Regions from separate parts of the Homo sapiens genome. Here region 2 is linked to region 1. Evidence: chromatin loops called from intact Hi-C (ENCODE). Cell type or tissue: gastrocnemius medialis. All regions are shown on one strand. Each heading gives the region's core, and the rest is flanking DNA. Links, peaks and the distances in the headings are about the cores only. Region 1 overlaps TTLL11 (tubulin tyrosine ligase like 11). Region 2 has its middle 41 kb from the start of DAB2IP.

Region 1 (8,331 bases), core at 204-8,203:
GTTATTCTTTGTCCAGCTTTGTGGATTAACCCTCCATATATGCATGGCCTAGGACTCAGCAGAGACCCACTGAGATCTCACTCAGCTTTCTGGAGCTCTTTTCCTGCTTAGCTCCTTCCTTTCTGTAATTCTGCCCCACAAATTCCAGCTACCTTAGCCTTCCCAAACTTCAATCTTCAACTCCTCAACTCAATGAGGTCACTGGATGCTGTTTAGGTTTACCTCCTCTGTGTCCATATTCCAAAAATTGCCCCCAGATGAAAAGCTGAGGCAACCATAAGACTCACCTTGTTTTTTCCCCTTTTTCTCAGAGATCACAGTGCTGAGCTATCTGTGGTCCAAAGTCTGAAAATGTTTCTTTCATGTACACACTCATATATATTTCTGGTAGTCTAGTTGTTTGCAGAAGGAGGTTATTGTTACTCCCTCATCACCAGAAGCAAAAGTCTCAGGGAGGTGACATATGGACAGGGGCTAAATAAAGTGAGAGAATAAGTCATTTTTGGGCTGGGCATGGTGGCTCACACCTGTAATCCCAGCACTTTGGGAGGCCGAGGCGGGTGGATCACCTGAGGTCAGGAGTTCAAGACCAGCCTCACCAACATGGTGAAACCCTGTCTCTACTAAAAATATTTTTTAAAAATTCTCTGGGCGTGGTGGCGGGTAGCTGTAATCCAGCTACTTGGGAGGCTGGGGCAGGAGAATCGCTTGAACCCAGGAGGCAGAGGTTGCAGTGAGTGAGTGCCATTGCACTCCAGCCTGGGTCAACAAGAGTGAAACTCCAACTCAAAAAAAAAAAAAAAAAAAGAATAAGTCATGTTTGAATAGCTGGGGAAGAGCATTCCAGGGAGAGGGAACAGCAAGAACAAAGGCCTCTTCCAAAGAATAGCAAAGAGTGAGCGAAACGGAGAGTGGCGGAAGATGAGGTCAGATAGACAAGGGGCAGATGGCGCTGCATCTTGTAGACCATGAGAAGGAGCCAGGATTGTAAGTGCAATGAAAAAGCCATTGGAGGGTTTCAGTGAGGAAAGTAACTGGATCCACCTTGTGTTTTAAAGCATCTCCTTGGCTACAGTGAGAAAAATAGGCTATAGGCAGTAAGGGTGGCTATGGCAGCCATTCAAGTGCGAGGTGATGGCTGCCTAGACTGGGATGGCAACAGTGGAGTTGGTTAGAAGCGGTTACATTTGGGAATATTTTAAAGGATATTTGCAAGAGTTGCTTATGGATTGGATGTATGAAGGAGGGAAACAGAAAAAAGAAGGATGTCTCAGGCTGTTGGTCTGAGTGACTGACTGAATGCCATTTGTTTACTGAAACAGTAAAGACGATAGAGAGTAGGTTTGGGAAGGAAGTCAAGAGCTTGACTTTGGACGTGTTCAGTGTTTGATGGCTATTAACTATCCAAGTAGAAAATTAAAGTGGGCACTGGGATATACCAATCTGGAGCTCAAGGAAAGGTCAGGACTGGAAATACAGCTATAGGCGCCAGTAGCGTAGAGCTGGTGCTTAAGGCCATGGGGGCTACGCGGGATCATTTAGGAGTGATTGTGAATAGGGGGACACCTTTCCAAGGATGGAGGCCTGAGACTCTCCAACACTGACAGGTCCAGAAGAAGAGGCTGAGAAGCAGCAGCCAGGGAGGTAGGAGGGAAACTGGAGTGTATCCTTCTATCATATTCTGCTTGGCAAACCCTTCTTCATGCTTTACGCTCCAGCTTAAGCATCTCCTCCTCTGGGAAGCCTTCCCTGACAGGGTTAGGCAAAGTTAGCGACTCCCTTTTCTGGGCTCTCCCAGCATCCCACATGGACCCTCTCATAGCATTTCTTTCTTACAAGGGACTGGAGTTCTCATGAGTCAGCTCTCCCCATTACACTGTGTGCCCCCTCAGAGCAGGGACCTTGTCTTATCCATAACCACATGCCCATACTAGCTCAGGGCTTGTCTTAGTGGGTGCCCAGGGAATGTGTTAGAGTCCAAAGGAAGAAAAAGCTGAAATATCAGAAGTTGTTTCTGGAGAAAGGGTTTATCTAGGAGGTGGGGCTTGAATAGCACCTTAGAAGGCGTTGAAGTTCAAGAAACAGCAAGAATGAGAGAGAGCATGCCAGGTCAGCCGAGACAGAAGAGAATCAAAGGGCAGCAATGGGAAAGCACAAATTATGTCCAAGACAGCAATTGGATCTGTTTTTCAAGACTGCAGAGCTCAGGGAGGGTACAGGGAAGCTAGACTGGGGTTGGGGTCAGGGGTGACAAATGCCAGGCTAAGGAGATGGTTTTCAAACTATACTCCTTGGAACACTTGTGTTCCTGTTAGGTTTAAAATGTGAATATTTCATGGTTTCTTACAACTTTAAGGCACTTCATCATAGACAAATTTGAGAGCTGTTGTGGTTACAGATAACAAACAATGGAATAAACATAAAAACTGTCATTTATTAAGTGATTCCTATGTGTTAGGTGCTGTGCTAAATATTCTTCCTAGTTTGCTCTTATTTGTGCTTACAATAATTCTGAGAGGGAGGTACAAATATGGTCTCTAACTGCAGATAAGGAAGCTGAGACTAAGAATTGTTAACTTGCCAAGCAGACCAGCTAGAGGTGCCAGGGTTAGCCCAAACCCAGGCCGTCTAAGAACCAAATCCAAGCCCTTGACCACTCACTGCATTGCTCCTTGGCCTTCTTCCCTTGGGGTGACTGGCTGAAGGGTAAGGAGGAGGTCAAAAAAACAAAGAATAAAGAGGAGAAACATCTTAGGATTTAGGAAGAGCATCTCCTTCAGGCATCTAAGCAAAAGGATCATGGCCAAGGAGATAATTAGATACAGGGAGCTAGAAGAAGATACAGACCAAGCAATGGAACTGGGAAAGAACGTTCTTGAAAGCTGAGCTGGAAGCCTTTCCTCTGCATGTGTTATTTCTGCCATATGATTCATCTACACTGAGACAGGCCTTGCTGTATAAGTCAGAGTCACACTGGTACCCTCAAGAAGGCTGACATGAGGATATGTTGCTGGGAGCTACCTAGGCAATGACAGGGGACAGGCTGGAATGACAGGGAAGCCACGTTCCTCAGCAGCAGATTACAGGAAACCTGCCCACAGCCTGAGCAGTGCCCGCAACTGCTCTGTGCCATCACAATTTCCCAAGTAGTTATTGTGGCTATGATTGGAAAGGGGTCACCGTCACATGTTTAAGATAAATGTAATTTCTTTGGCTAGAGTTTATGTTCTGGAATGCTGCAATCTGAGTCAAGCCCAGGCAACAAGCGAGAGGGGCTGTGTGGCAAAGAAGTCATGTGTTCTATCTGCACGGAACATTACAGCTTGAAAAGCCATTCACAATCTTTATCTCATTGGAATTTGACAACAACCCTTTGAGGTAGGCAAGGAAGATGAGGCACAGAGAAGTTAAGTGACTTATACAAGAATACACAGCAAGTCAATGGCAGAACCTAACCGGGTCCCTTAATCTCTAGGTTCCAAGTCAGCTCAGGTATGTGAGACCCAAACTCAAAAGTGTTCTTACAAGTGATAAGAATAAAGTAAGAGAGGGCTCCAAGGAGAAAAGGATACCATTTTCTTTTCTTTTTTTTTTTTTTTTTTTTTGAGACTGAGTCTCGCTCTGTCACCCAGGCTGGAGTGCAGTGGCGCGATCTCGGCTCACTGCAAGCTCCGCCTCCCGGGTTCACACCATTCTCCTGCCTCAGCCTCCCAAGTAGCTGGGACTACAGGTGCCTGCCTCAACACCCGGCTAATTTTTTGTAATTTTTTTTAGTAAAGATGGGGTTTCACCATGTTAGCCAGGATGGACTCGATCTCCTGACCTCGTGATCCGCCTGCCTCGGCCTCCCAAAGTGCTGGGATTACAGGCGTGAGCCACCGCGCCCGGCCCAAGGATACCATTTTCTCCCTTAATGACTGGGAATCTGAAATGTATGGTAAGACAAATTCCAAATATCTAACACCTTATACCCTGTCAAAGTGTTGTCACCCACATTACTTCACAATAAAAGGCAGGCAGGGAAGTGAGCGTAGGTGATTTACAGAGAAAGAAGCAGAGGCTCAGAGTGGTGAAGAAACATGCCCAAGTTCGCACAGCTGGGAAGAGGAAAAGCGCTTCCTTGATCCTGGCGTCTCCCCCCATGCTCCTCCTCTGGCCCAGGCCTGGAAGCATTTAGTGTGGTCAAGCAGTGGGAAACAGTCCCAAGACTGTGGTTCCACTTGCAGACATGATCTGTCCAAACCAGTGGCTCCCTCCCTGTCTGCCCCCTCCACCAGCTCCCCACAGCTTGGGCCCCACTGATGGCTGCCCCATGTGGCCTGTCCATAGCAAGACATGCAGCAAAACAACCAGCCTGGCCCTCCACCCTGCCACTCGGTCCAAGCCAGGGCTCTGTGGCTTGGCTCTGCATGCCGGGCCCACATGATAGTCCTAGAATAGCTGTCATTGTCAAACAGATCTGACCACATGGTCCCCCGGGATGACCCCTGGACGTGTCCACGTTGCAACTTATCTCCTTGACCCTAGCTTTTTGATGGCTTACGTCAGGACTTGTTTTCTCTGGCCCTACCTCTAAGTTCTTCCCTTTTCTCCTTTCTAATGTTTTAAGCCACCTACCTGATGGCTGAGCTGTGCATCCTCCCTGGGAACCAAAGGCCAGGGGTCCAGTTTCTCAGGACAGATTTCTGGGTGGCAATTACCCCTTCCTGGTACTGATCATGGCCTGAATAGCCCTCCAAAAGGTGCCGCCAGCCTGCCTGGAAATCCTGCTGGCTGGCGCCTAGCCCCTGGGGTGTCCTCTCTGGGTTTGAGGCTGCACTTTGGGACCAGCCTCCTCTTCTGCTGTTGAATGAATGCCCCATCCACTAGAGACACTGCCCCACTCCCTCCGTTCTCACTTCTTGTCCCAAGAGACCTGTCACCTGCTTGCCATAGACTGGAAATAACCCAAATGTTCCTTGACAGAAGAACTGATAATAAATTGTGCATATTCACAATGGAATCTATAACAGTGCAAATGAGGCAGTACCCACGACCCCCACCAGCATGGGTGGACCTTGGAAACCTTATGTGTAGTGGAAAAGAATGTTGCAGAAGACGCCATACTTTATAATAGCATTTTTATAAAACTCAAAAACAAGCAAAACAAAACAATATATTGTTTAGGGATACATTCATGCCTAATAAAAGTATTTTCAAAAGCAAGGAAATAATCAACATAAAATTCAGGGTAATGTCTACCCCAGGGCTGGGCAGGGACATGGTTTGGGGCAGAAACACACTAGTTGGAGATCTTGGGTTGGGAGGAAGGTTTGAGATAATCATTTTGTTGTTTGGCTTCATGGCTTACAAGTATGTTCCATGTATTCTTTTTTCATATATATCAAATGCTACAAAATGACTTTAAGGATTAGATGGAGAGGGTCCCAGAGGTACCCCTTCTTCTCTCCTCCTACCCACACTGATTGATCTGGGGGCAGGAAAGTGTGTACCTATGGAGTGTCTGGACACCACGTCTCCCCACCCTGCACTGTCACAGCTGAATGGCCTGTAAGAATGTTCCAGCCTCATTCCCTTCCCTCCCACACTCTGGCTGAGTCCACCAGACTCTGGCCCTGGCTCCATCGCTCTGCTGAAGACAATTCTCACTGAAGTCTCCAGTCAACTCCTTACGAGTGGAGAGGACAGTTTCAGTGCTGGTCTTGCCCGGCGTCTCAGCAGCATTTGAAGCGCTGACCCTGTCTGCTTCCCCAGGCACCTCATCCTTGCCATTCCGGCTCCTTCTCTCCTGATATTTATTCTATCTCAAGACACTGCTTCTTGGCCTCCTTTCCTGGCTCCCTCCCCCTCCCCTGCCTTTCCCTTAGTGAAATGTGATTCCCACAGGTGTCTTCTCAGTCTTCTCGTCACCCTCTTTGGTCACCATTTGCTGATGAGTTCTCATCTCTGTCCCCAACCCAGGCCTCTGTCTCCTGAACTCCAAGCTCCAAATAGCCAATTGTCCCCTTAATCTCTCCACTTGGATGTCACATAGGCACTTTAAGTCCAACTCCCAACCTTCCCCCAACAGCCTGGTCCTCTTCCGGGGCCTCCATCCATGCAAGTACCCAAGCCACCTGCACATCAGCCTCAGGTTCTCCCTGCCCTCACTGCCACCATCTCTCCTCTCTCTCCAGCCTCATCCAGTCACCAAGCTGAGCCCTTCTTGCTCCTTCCCTGGCACCCAGATCTGTCTATCCCCCCTACCTTCACCACAACCTTCCCAGTCCATACCACCATCCTCTCCAGCTTATGTGAAAGCAACTGTCTCCTAGGGACCTCCCCACTTCCAGCCTTGTCTCAGTGTGTTCTCTACTCTGTAGACACTGTTCTTTGAAACATACAAATTGGAATGCATCTTTCCCCTGCTTAAAATTCTCCAGGGACCACCCCCCCGAACCAATACCCAGGCTCTCGACACAGCCCCTACCTTTCTCTCCCACCTCACCTTCCCTCATCTCCCCCGCATCTCTGCCTTAAACCCCACCCAGCAACCATACTCAACCTCTTCCAGTGCCTCCTGCTTCCCACTCACCCCTCTGGCTTCAGCACATTTCCACCTGGAACCCTTTGCCTCCCCTACCCCTACCCAGTTTCTCCTGCTTCATCTAACTCTCGCTCCAGGTTTCAGTTCAACTGCTATTTCTTCTGGGAAGCCTTCCCTGACCACGCCACTCCCGCCCAGAGAATGTTACGTGGCCCCACGATCTCAGCACCTCAGACGTTTCTTATTCTACTCTAGCATTTAAAACCCTCCATAATCATTGCTTTTTAAATTATATGTCTCTCACAACAGACTCTATGCATCAGCAAGCAAGGCCCTGACTTGCTGTCTCAATAGAACCCAGGACAATGTCTGACCGCTACTAAGCATGTGGCAAAGGTTGTTGAATGAGTAAGTGAATGAATGAATGAGTAAACGAATGAATGTAAAACTCTGCTTTACATGTGTTATCTCATTTAATTCTTACAAGAACCTTTTAAGATAGGTATTCTTCATTTCATTTTACAGGTAACAGAGGGGAAGTAGCTTGCCCCAAATCACACAGGGAGCAAACAGAAAGCTTGGAAGTTGGGCCCAGGTTTAACACCCAAGCCCACAGCACCACCAACACTGTCCCCTCCTCTGGCCATCCCACCCCGATCACTCATCCTACACGAAGCCAGAGAGCCCTCTTGAGGCCGGTCAAGGCTGGAAACGCAGGCTGGGAACTGGCAATGGTTACCTGGAAGCACGTGGGGCCCGGCCTCCCCGTGGGGATGTCTGACTGGTAGAAGACTTTGAGCTCTGGAGTCAGCGCGATGACCGTCTTAATCACCACGGAGATGATGTCAGACCAGACCTTCTTGATGTCAACGCCTTTGGAAGACAGTCTACAAAGGATGCTGGAAAAAGTCCTTTTGCTGCCAGTGCTAGCACTGTCCGAGTGGATGAAGTTGCCGCTGTGGATGTTCAGTGAATAGTTGGTTAAGTGCATAAAGATGCGGTGCAGGTTTTTGGGGGTGGGCTCCTGATATGGCTCGGTACAAAACCTAGAGAGTCCGTCTTTGGCTATATAAATCTCTAAGGGGTCTAAGGACTTGAGTAAGACATACAGACGAATATCAAACTTGAGCTTGTCGATAAGGAGAGGTTTGCAGATGTACTCCTGGACCACCGCTGGCCTGCTCTGGAGGGTCCCTGCCAGGCGGATGTCACTGGGGTCTTTAATGAGGTAGATTCCATCACCCTGACAACCACCATCAGGTTTCACGATAAAAGTGGGCTTCCAGGAGGGGTCATCGTCTTTCACCATTTGAACCTGGAGGGGGAAAAAAGGATGGCCGACATTATATTGTTTTCCCTCTGGATCCCTAACACAGAGCAAGGCCTTAGCAAATGTGTGGTGAATGAGTGACAAGATGATCCCTGCCGATCTGAGCAGGGGCTGAGCATCTTCCATGGAGATGACACTGCACAAGGTACTGAGATGGTGACATCAGGACTGTCCCCAGTCTTGTGCTCCAGAGCGAGGTGGAGAGTGTAGTGGACTGGCAGTCACAAGACCTGGGTTCAAATCCTGTTTCGCCAGTTATTAGCTACCACTTTGAACAGGTCATATAACTAATAATAGTGCTGAGAATGATAATGATGGTGAGCTAATATCATTTATGAGCGCCTGTGAAATGCCAGGCACTATATCAGGCACTTACCTAATTAGCTCATCTAACCCTCACAGAAAATATGGTTGTGTCTTTTTATGTCAGGAACAGAGAGGGTACAGCAGTTGCTGAGGGCATGGGTGTTGGAGT
Region 2 (8,331 bases), core at 183-8,182, 380 kb before region 1:
CTAAGGTTGGGTGTGCTGGCTCACGCCTGTGATCCCAGCAGTTTGGGAAGCCAAGGCGGGGGATCACCTGAGGTCAGGAGTTCAAGACCAGCCTGGTCAACATGGTGAAACCCCGTCTGTAATAAAAATACAAAAAGAAAAAAAAATAAAGAAAGAAATTAGCCAGGTGTGGTGGTGCATGCCTGTAATCCCAGCTACTCAGGAGGCTGAGGCAGGAGAATTGCTTGAACCCAAGAGGTGGAGGTTGCAGTGACCTGAGATGGCACCACTGCACTCCAGCCTGGGTGACAGAGTGAGATTCTGTCTCAATAATAATAATAATAATAATGTATGCTACAGCACAAAGCATTTATATCACACTTTCTGGTGTGCAAGGTGCTTTCTGCAGAGGGTCCCCTCCCAGTCCCCCTGTGACTTTCTGCTGAGGAAACCAAGGCTCTGAGAAACACAGCTCAGCTCCCATGGCTGGAAGGATGCAGCTCAGGACTTCCCTGACTCCCCTCACTCCAGGTCCAGTGCTCACGGGCAGGGCTCAGAGTGGCTGTTGGAAGGAGGCTCTCCTTATTGACGGCTCCCAATTCAGAGTGAGGATTTTTTTTTCTTTGACATTCTTGTGTTGGGATCATTTTCCCTGTTACCATCATTGGATGAGTGTGAACTCAGGCAGTGGGGGGTGAGGGAGGTGGGACCAGGGAGAATGGCAGCGTTCTTTGTTTTTTGTTTTTTTTTTTTTCTTGAGATGGAGTCTCGCTCTGTTGCCCAGGCTGGAGTGCAGTAGCGTGATCTCAGCTCACTGCAACCTCTGCCTCCTGGGTTCATGCAGTTCTCCTGTCTCAGCCTCCCGAGTAGTTGGGACTACAGGTGCATGCCACCATGCCTGGCTAATTTTCATATTTTTAGTAGAGACAGGGTTTCACCATATTGGTCAGGCTGGTCTCAAACTCCTGACCTTAAGTGATCCACCCACCTGGGCCTCCCAAAGTGCTGGGATTATAGGCATGAGCCACCATGCCTGGCCGGCAGTGTTCTTATGAACGTAGAGAACACCTGCGCAGATGGGTCAGGTGACCAGGTCAGAGATCTCTGTCCTGAAGTAGGAAGCCCCCTGTCCTTGTAGGTGACAGTGGCTGATACCTAGTAAAGACTCATCTTGGAGTGAGGTCTGATGGATGCTAGGGTACTGGAGGGAGAGGAGAGAGATTGATGATGGTCTGGTTTTATGTTCACATACTCCTATCATTCCTTTGGGTTTTTCTTATTTTTTTGAGATGGTGTCTTGCTCTGTTACCCAGGCTGGAGTGCAGTGCCACAATCATGGCTCACTGTAGCTTGAACTCCTGGGCTCAAGCAATCCTCCCATCTGAGCCTCCAAAGTAGCTGGGACTGCAGGCAAGCACCACCATGCCCAGCTAATTTTTTTATTTTTTGTAGAGATGGGGTCTTGCTGTGTTGTCCAGGCTGGCGAACTCCTGGCCTCAAGCAATCCTCCCACTTAAGCAATCTTCCCACTTTGGCCTCCCAAAGTGCTGAGATTACAGACATGAGTCACCACCCCATCGTTCCTTTGTTGCTTCCTGTCCTACTTACTATTGCCTTATCAGTTTATCTGTCTCTGCCCCTGCCCCTGTCCTTAGACAGAGGCATCCTAGCACAGGTGCCTCATGGTTTTCCCCTCTGGGTGACCCTGGAGCAAGACCAACCTCTTAAGAGGGGAGGGGAGGGAATGTGAATAAGTAAATAAATAAGCAGATGAATGAGGGACTCTTCTCAGCATCTTTGGTGACCCTGTCTGACTATCACTGGCTGTAGAATGTGTGACAACTGAGTCTACCAGGCAACGGCTGTTTGCCGGGAGCAGCAGGACCCAGCCAGAAGACATAATGGAAGCAGGCCCTGGCCAGAGCAGGGACCTCAGAGCCTTTCCCGGCAGAGGGAACGCAATCAAAGCTGGCGCTGCTTCCGGGAGGAGAGAATTCCCAAAAGGCTCTGTCAGCCCCTCTGATAGGGATCTGCAGGGTGTGTGAGAGATTTGTTTTTCAGCCAGGATGTGGGGAGTTAAAAATAGACACCCTAATCCCTTGAGTTCGTGTCACACTTGACGCTGTGCAGAGCCCTATGGCTCCATTATCTCACTTGAGTGGCTCGGCAGCCTTTGACGTGGGGAGAGGTTGCACTGCCCGCTTTATAAATGAGCGTGTGGAGGTGCGTGCCCAATTTCTTACTTGAGACTGTACCCCAAATTCAGTGGCAGAACCTGTCTGATCCTCAGCCCCTGAGGTCTGTGTTTTATATTCTTAGGAGAAGCCAGATGAGAGTCAACAGGCTCCAGGAGGGAAGCGGGTTGGTGGAAACAATAGGGGTAGATTTTTAAGCAAAGCAGCAAGGATGGCAGGGAGACTGAGAATGAATTGAGGTCCCAGGGAGCAAAGGCTCATGATGGGCTTGGGGAGCAGCCGAGGACTGTAACTGGTTGGAGCAGGAGTTGGGGGGGTAAGGTAGTGATGGGAATAAAGCAGAAAAGTACCATCAGGACCCCAAATCGAGGACCTAGAATGCTATGATAAGGATAGTGAACATAAAGCTGTAGGCAATAGGGAGCCATTGAGGATTACAGAGCACAGTAGCTTCCTGCTGTAACAACCATGCATTGCAATGATGTGCTAACTGGCTTTGCTGTAGGTATTACTTTATGGTGTTTGACAGAATATATATTTTTTAAACCCTCAGAAGACACCTGTCCATCCTGACCTCTCCTTATGGAACCTTGCATCGTGCTAGGGGGAGCACCCCGTTTTCTGCTGCCTCTTGGTTTGGGGAGGAGCCCCCTCTGGGGCAAAGTCTGTAACTAGGTTTCTCGGCTTTTTCTAGTTTTTGTTTGTTTGTTTGTTTGTTTGTTTGTTTTTGAGACAGCGTCTCGCTCTGTCGCCCAGGCTAGAGTGCAGTGGCGCAATCTCGGCTCACTGCAACCTCTGCATCCCAGGTTCAAGCGATTCTCCTGCCTCAGCCTCCCTGGTAGCTGGGACTACAGGTGTGTGCCATCACGGCCAGCTATTTTTTTGTGTGTTTTTAGTAGAGACGGGGTTTTGCCATGTTGGCCGGGCTGGTCTTGAACTCCCGACCTCAGGTGCTCCGTCCGCCTCGAACTCCCAAAGTGCTGTGATTACAGGTGTGAGGCACTGCGCCCAGCCTTCTAGTTTTTAATCTAGGTGCTCCTGGTTGTCCATCTGTCTGTCTTCCCCATGGTGGGAGGAATTAAGTGACAGGGAGGAGGTAGTGGCTGAAGTTCTAGCCCGACCTGACTCATTGAAACTTTTACAGGCTGTCTAGTGCATCTGACACCCTGCCACTGACAAGCTCCCAGACCACCAGGATCAGTTTTCTCCACTTCTCACTTCCATCCCTCCCGCTTTGGGACCCCCATTCGGCTCCCAACTTCTCCAGGCATCCTGCACTGATTGTTCCAGCAACACTGACCTTTTCTGTACATTTTAGTGCCCATGGCCCTCTAACTTGTATGTTTATTAACTCTTTGCTCCTTCCCTAGCTAGGCCAAGGCCCCTGGTGGGCAGGACAGGAGCTAAGCAAGATGTAAGCTGGACAGACCATTGGAAATCTTCTGGTGCGATCTATCCATTTTAGAATTAGGGGGATAGAGGCCTGGGTTTGCCTAAAACTTCATGACAAGTTCCTGGCAGAGCTGGGATTCAAACCTGGATCTCCAGGGCTATCTTGGTCCTTGGCTGCAACATCACCCACTTCTCAGAGCCACCCTGCTTCTCAGCTCCAAGAGCCAAGAATTCCCAGCTCTGCAAGAATCCCAGTTTTGCAGCCTTGGCTCCTCCTGGGGCTGGGAGCCAGCAACGCCAAGCCTGCAGGTTCCCAGAGAGGGCTCCTGGCGTCGGTGTGGCTTAGTCACAGGGATGAGATCACTACTCACCTCTGGATAGGGGAGGATGCCAAGGTTTGGGAACTTTCACTCTGAGCTACTTGATTTTGTGTATGTGTGTGTGTGTGTGTGTGTGTATAAGAAAAACAAACCTTTTGGTTGGGACTTTGTACTTGGCTCATGAACTGTGGGCTTGGGGAAGCTGCTGAGCCATGATAAGCACTTGTACTGTGCCATCTCACAGCTTCCCAGGATAGTGGCTCTGTGTTAGGAAGGAGCTTGGACCAGAGCCAGAACCTGGTGTTAGCATTTGCTCTGCCTCACATTGGCTGTGTGACCCTGAGTACGGTGCATGGCCTCTCTGGGCTGTAATGATAATACCTAGCAGCTCACACTTTCTGAGTACTTCCCATGGACCAGCCACTCGGCTCATCAGCCCATTTAGTTCTCACAATAGACCTGTGAGATCCTGTTTTCACCTCTGTTTTGCAGATGAGGAAACTGAGTCCCAGAGAGGAGGAGTGACTTGCCTAAGGTCACCCAGCTGGGAAGGGCAGAGCCAGGGTTGGAATGCAGGTCTTCCCAACTCCAAAGCCTCTCGTGTCAGGCACTCTGCTGCCCTGCCCTCTAGCTGCAGGGCTACCTCCTAAGGGATTGTGGAAGTGTAAGTATGGAGAAACCAGGTGTAATTCAGCACGTGAGGGGTGGGAAGGTGATGGATGAAGGGTCTTTTTCTACGCTGATATCGTTCTCCATCTCCCCACTGTCCTTGAGTAGTGCTGTCCTTGAATAGTCAGAGGGGGGCGCAGAGGAGAGCAGGTACAGCGGTATGCAGGCTCCATGAGAGGAAGGGCGTATTTGAAGATGGTTTCACGGACCGCCAGTCCTGGGCCCATCTCTTTCCACCCCCTGTAGGTCACTGGCTTTGTGAATGTTGATTGTAATTCCTTTCCCATCCTCCCCTAGAAGGTATCTTCAAGGCAGGGGCTCGCTAAGGGATTTCCTTTTGAGTGGAGTGACCATAAGATTTGTTTGTTTGTTTGTTTGTTTTTGAGACAGAGTCTCACTCCATCACCCATGCTGGAGTGAGTGGTGCAATCTTGGCTCACTGCAACCTCTGCTTCCTGGGTTCAAGCAATTCTCCTGCCTGAGCCCCCTGAGTAGCTGGGATTACAGGTGCCTGCCACCACGCCCGGCTAATTGTAATTTTTAGTAGAAACTAGATTTTGCCATGTTGGCCAGGCTGGTCTCGAACTCCTGACTTCAAGTGATCTGGCTGCCTCAGCCTCCCAAAGTGTTGGGATTACAGGCATGAGCTGCCATGCCTGGCCTTGACCATAGGTTTTGATTCAGATTTGGAACAGAAATCTGTTGATGGCCACTGAATCCTGGGCTTGGAGTAGGAGCTAGGGGAAGCACCAAGTAACTCGTTCCCACCCCAAGGAAGCTGAGTACAGCAGACAGGCTAAGGGTGTGTGTGTGGTCTAAGGTCCATCAGACAGACCTGGCTTTGGGTTCTGGCTGCTCTACCTACCAGCTGTTTGACCTTGGACAAAGTTATCTTATTTCTCTGATCCTCAGTATTCTTAACTATAAATTGCGGATAATAATACCTATTTTTTAGGGCTGTTATTATATTATTATTATTTTTTAATTTTTTGAGACAGGGTCTCACTTTGTTGCCCAGGCTGGAGTGCAGTGGTGTGATTTCGGCTCACTGCAACCTCTGCCTCCTGGGTTCAAGTGATTCTCCTGCCTCAACCTCCTGAGTAGCTAGGATTATAGGTGTGTGCCACCACAGTCAGCTAATTTTTGTATTTTTAGTAGAGACAGGGTTTCACCATGTTTGCCAGGGTGGTCTCAAACTCCTGGCCTCAAGTGATCCACCTGCCTCGGCCTCCCAAAGTGCTGGGATTACAGGCATGAGCCACTGTGCCCAGCCTAGATTAAAATTATACGTGCAAAGAAAGAACACAGTACAGTGTCTGCACATCATAAACATTTAATAAATGCTGCAGTTTTGTTATTACTTATTATTTGCATTATTATTACTGATGGTCTTCTTAATGCACTTTATAGCAGTCTTGGGATCCTCTGGCCATACCCCTTTCCAGAACTTACTGCCTTTGGTGAAGGTAGTTCTGGGTAGGGGAAGATCTGAATTAAAGAGTCAATCTACCAGCCTGGGAAACATAGCAAAACCCTGTCTCTACAAAAAAAAAAAAATTACCTGGGGCTGGTGGTGTGTGCCTGTAGTCCCAGCTACTCTGGAGGCTGAGGTGGGAGGATCGCTTAAGTCCGGGAGGAGGTTGAGGCTGCAGCGAGCCGGAGCCGTGATCGTACCACTGCACTCCCACTTTGGTAGCAGAGTGAGACCCTGCCTCAAAAAAAAATTATTATTTTTAATGTGAATGATTTTTCTCTTGGAGATACACAGGGTCTCAAATTGGCCAAAAAAGGTGTCTGAACATGGGTTTTTAAGGGAGCTGCTTTGATGAATAGAGAAAGGGGATAATAGAGAAAAAGATTTCTTTAAGGTGCTTGAAATTTATCTTTTGCATGGTATCCACAGTCCCCGTGAGCTTGTTTCTGCTGTGTAAGTCACCGGGGTGAGTGTCTGTTGAAGCAGGCATGCGGGGTAAAGGTGGGGCAGGGCGGAACTCCAACAAGTCTCAGCTGCTGCTCCTCCCTCTCTCCCTTCCGAGAACCGCCAGGGTCCTCCTTAGAGAGAGAGCCTGCTCAGCCTTTGGGGAAGCCACAAATTGGTGAAGTTGCTGTAGACAGCAGTGTGTGTGTGTTTGTGTGTTGTGTGTACGTGTTGGTGGGGGGAGGTAAGAGGTCAAGTGGGTTTCCCAGAGGAAGAAAGGCTAGAGCCAGGCCCAGGAGGACAACTGCTCAGGTTTCTGCAAACAGGATTGCAAAATCACTTTTCCCGAGCTTACCCAGTTCTCCATCGGAGTCTTGCAGCCAGGTCAGCTGGGAGCCCCCAAGCTTGGCAGTTAGGACACTTGGGGAGGTGTGGGGAGGGGGGATGTCAAATCCTGCCTCAGTTTCCCCATTTGTCCTGGCTATTCCTAGAGCCCCATTTATCTAGGCTATGCTTTCGGACAGGAAACAGAGGGATGTGGAAGGAGAAGATGCAGGTTTGGGATAAGAGTTGAGTCTGTCACTTCCCACTGTGTGCCCTCAGGCAGGTCCTTCTGCAGCTGCCTGGGCTCCTCAGTGTTTTGAGGCTTCGGTGAGGTAATGTGTGTAAAGTGCTTAGCACAGAGCTGGCATGAAGTAGTGTCTGTAATTATAAACCACCTTGGCCACTGTTGTTTTTAGCTTGGGACCCACCTTACCCCGACCTGACTGCCCTTGCCTCTTGCCTTCCCTGGAGTTCCTGTTTGTTGTTGACATCCTCCTCACCAACTAGTGCAGGGATTTTTAAAGTATTTATATCCTTGCTGGAATTTCTCTTTGCATTGTTTAGTTAATTACCAAATTGAATTGCGGCAAATAATTTCACTTCCTTTCCAGTGCTAGGGCAGGAAGTGGCCCGGTGCCTTTTTTTTACTGTGATTGAGATGATTATTGAGATATTTGATGATGATGATGTCTCCTTCCCCTGAGAGGTTCGCTTCCTCTTAGATCAGCTCCACTGGCCCCATAAATCAAGGCAGCAGCCACGTGCTTGGAACATAAATCTTGTCGAGGATGTTGATGTGTTTGGCCACATGTGGTTTTTGGTGTTTGGGCAACTTCTCGCAAACTCGCGGAGGGATAGTTGAAAAGGCTCCCTTTAAATACAGAACAAATGACCTGTGCACTTATTGGAGAAGTGCTGGGATAGTTGAAAAGACTCCTTTTAAATATTCAGAACAAATGACCTATGCACTTGTTGGAGAAATTCTGTCCAATGGCATACAAATTAAAAATCAAGGCACAGGGAGAAGTCTTCAGATGGCAAGAAATCAGTGGCTCTTCTCCGCAGCTTGATAGTGTTGATGGTGTTGGCTTCTGCCCTGTCCCTCATGGCTCTAGGGTGGAGAAGCAGATTGGATAAAGACATGGGGTTGAAACTGATGTGCTGGGGGGCTTCAGATCCCTGCCCTGCCACTTAGTAGCTGCAGGAATTAACTGCGGCCACTTAATTTTCCTGGGTTCTAAAACAAAGGATACAAGATAACCGGCTTCATAGGTCTATGTTGTAATAGTTTTGCTTCACACAATGCCTGGCACATGGTAAGCACTGGTAAGTAAGCCATTACTTTTAACTCAGGGATCCTCATCGTGTTCTTTACCCAAAGACCCTTCCCATCCTACCTTTCTAGCCTTGACCTCCTTCTTGCAAGATGATAACCAGGACCTAATGTGTCCAGGACTCTCCCACCTTTGCACTTCTTTCTTTTCTTTTTTTTTTTTTTTTTTTTTGAGAGGGAGTCTCGCTCTGTTGCCGAGGC

Evidence for each region. Peaks named below come from ENCODE experiments on the same cell type or tissue, not always from the same donor. Only the 100,000 strongest peaks of a DNase experiment are listed, where the experiment ranks them.
Region 2: it touches region 1 in a loop (2.8-fold over the local background); 5 of 110 quality-filtered maps call a loop at or near these places.

Annotation. Positions count from the first base shown.
Region 1 is chr9:121,981,930-121,990,260 of GRCh38, forward strand. TTLL11 (tubulin tyrosine ligase like 11) reads right to left here. Exons shown (of 9, transcript NM_001139442.2): 4 at 7,266-7,841. Among named protein-coding and RNA genes, the nearest start is that of TTLL11, 110 kb to the right of the region's middle. RefSeq lists an enhancer at 3,807-4,308. In gastrocnemius medialis, for the core only: a CTCF peak has its summit at 4,292; DNase peaks (open chromatin) are centred at 3,042, 4,412, 4,878 and 7,210; H3K27ac peaks cover 4,376 bases.
Region 2 is chr9:121,606,057-121,614,387 of GRCh38, forward strand. It overlaps a transcript of DAB2IP not described here. Among named protein-coding and RNA genes, the nearest start is that of DAB2IP, 41 kb to the right of the region's middle. In gastrocnemius medialis, for the core only: a CTCF peak has its summit at 4,508; DNase peaks (open chromatin) are centred at 1,545, 3,935, 6,555, 7,165 and 4 weaker places; H3K4me3 peaks cover 556 bases; H3K27ac peaks cover 8,000 bases.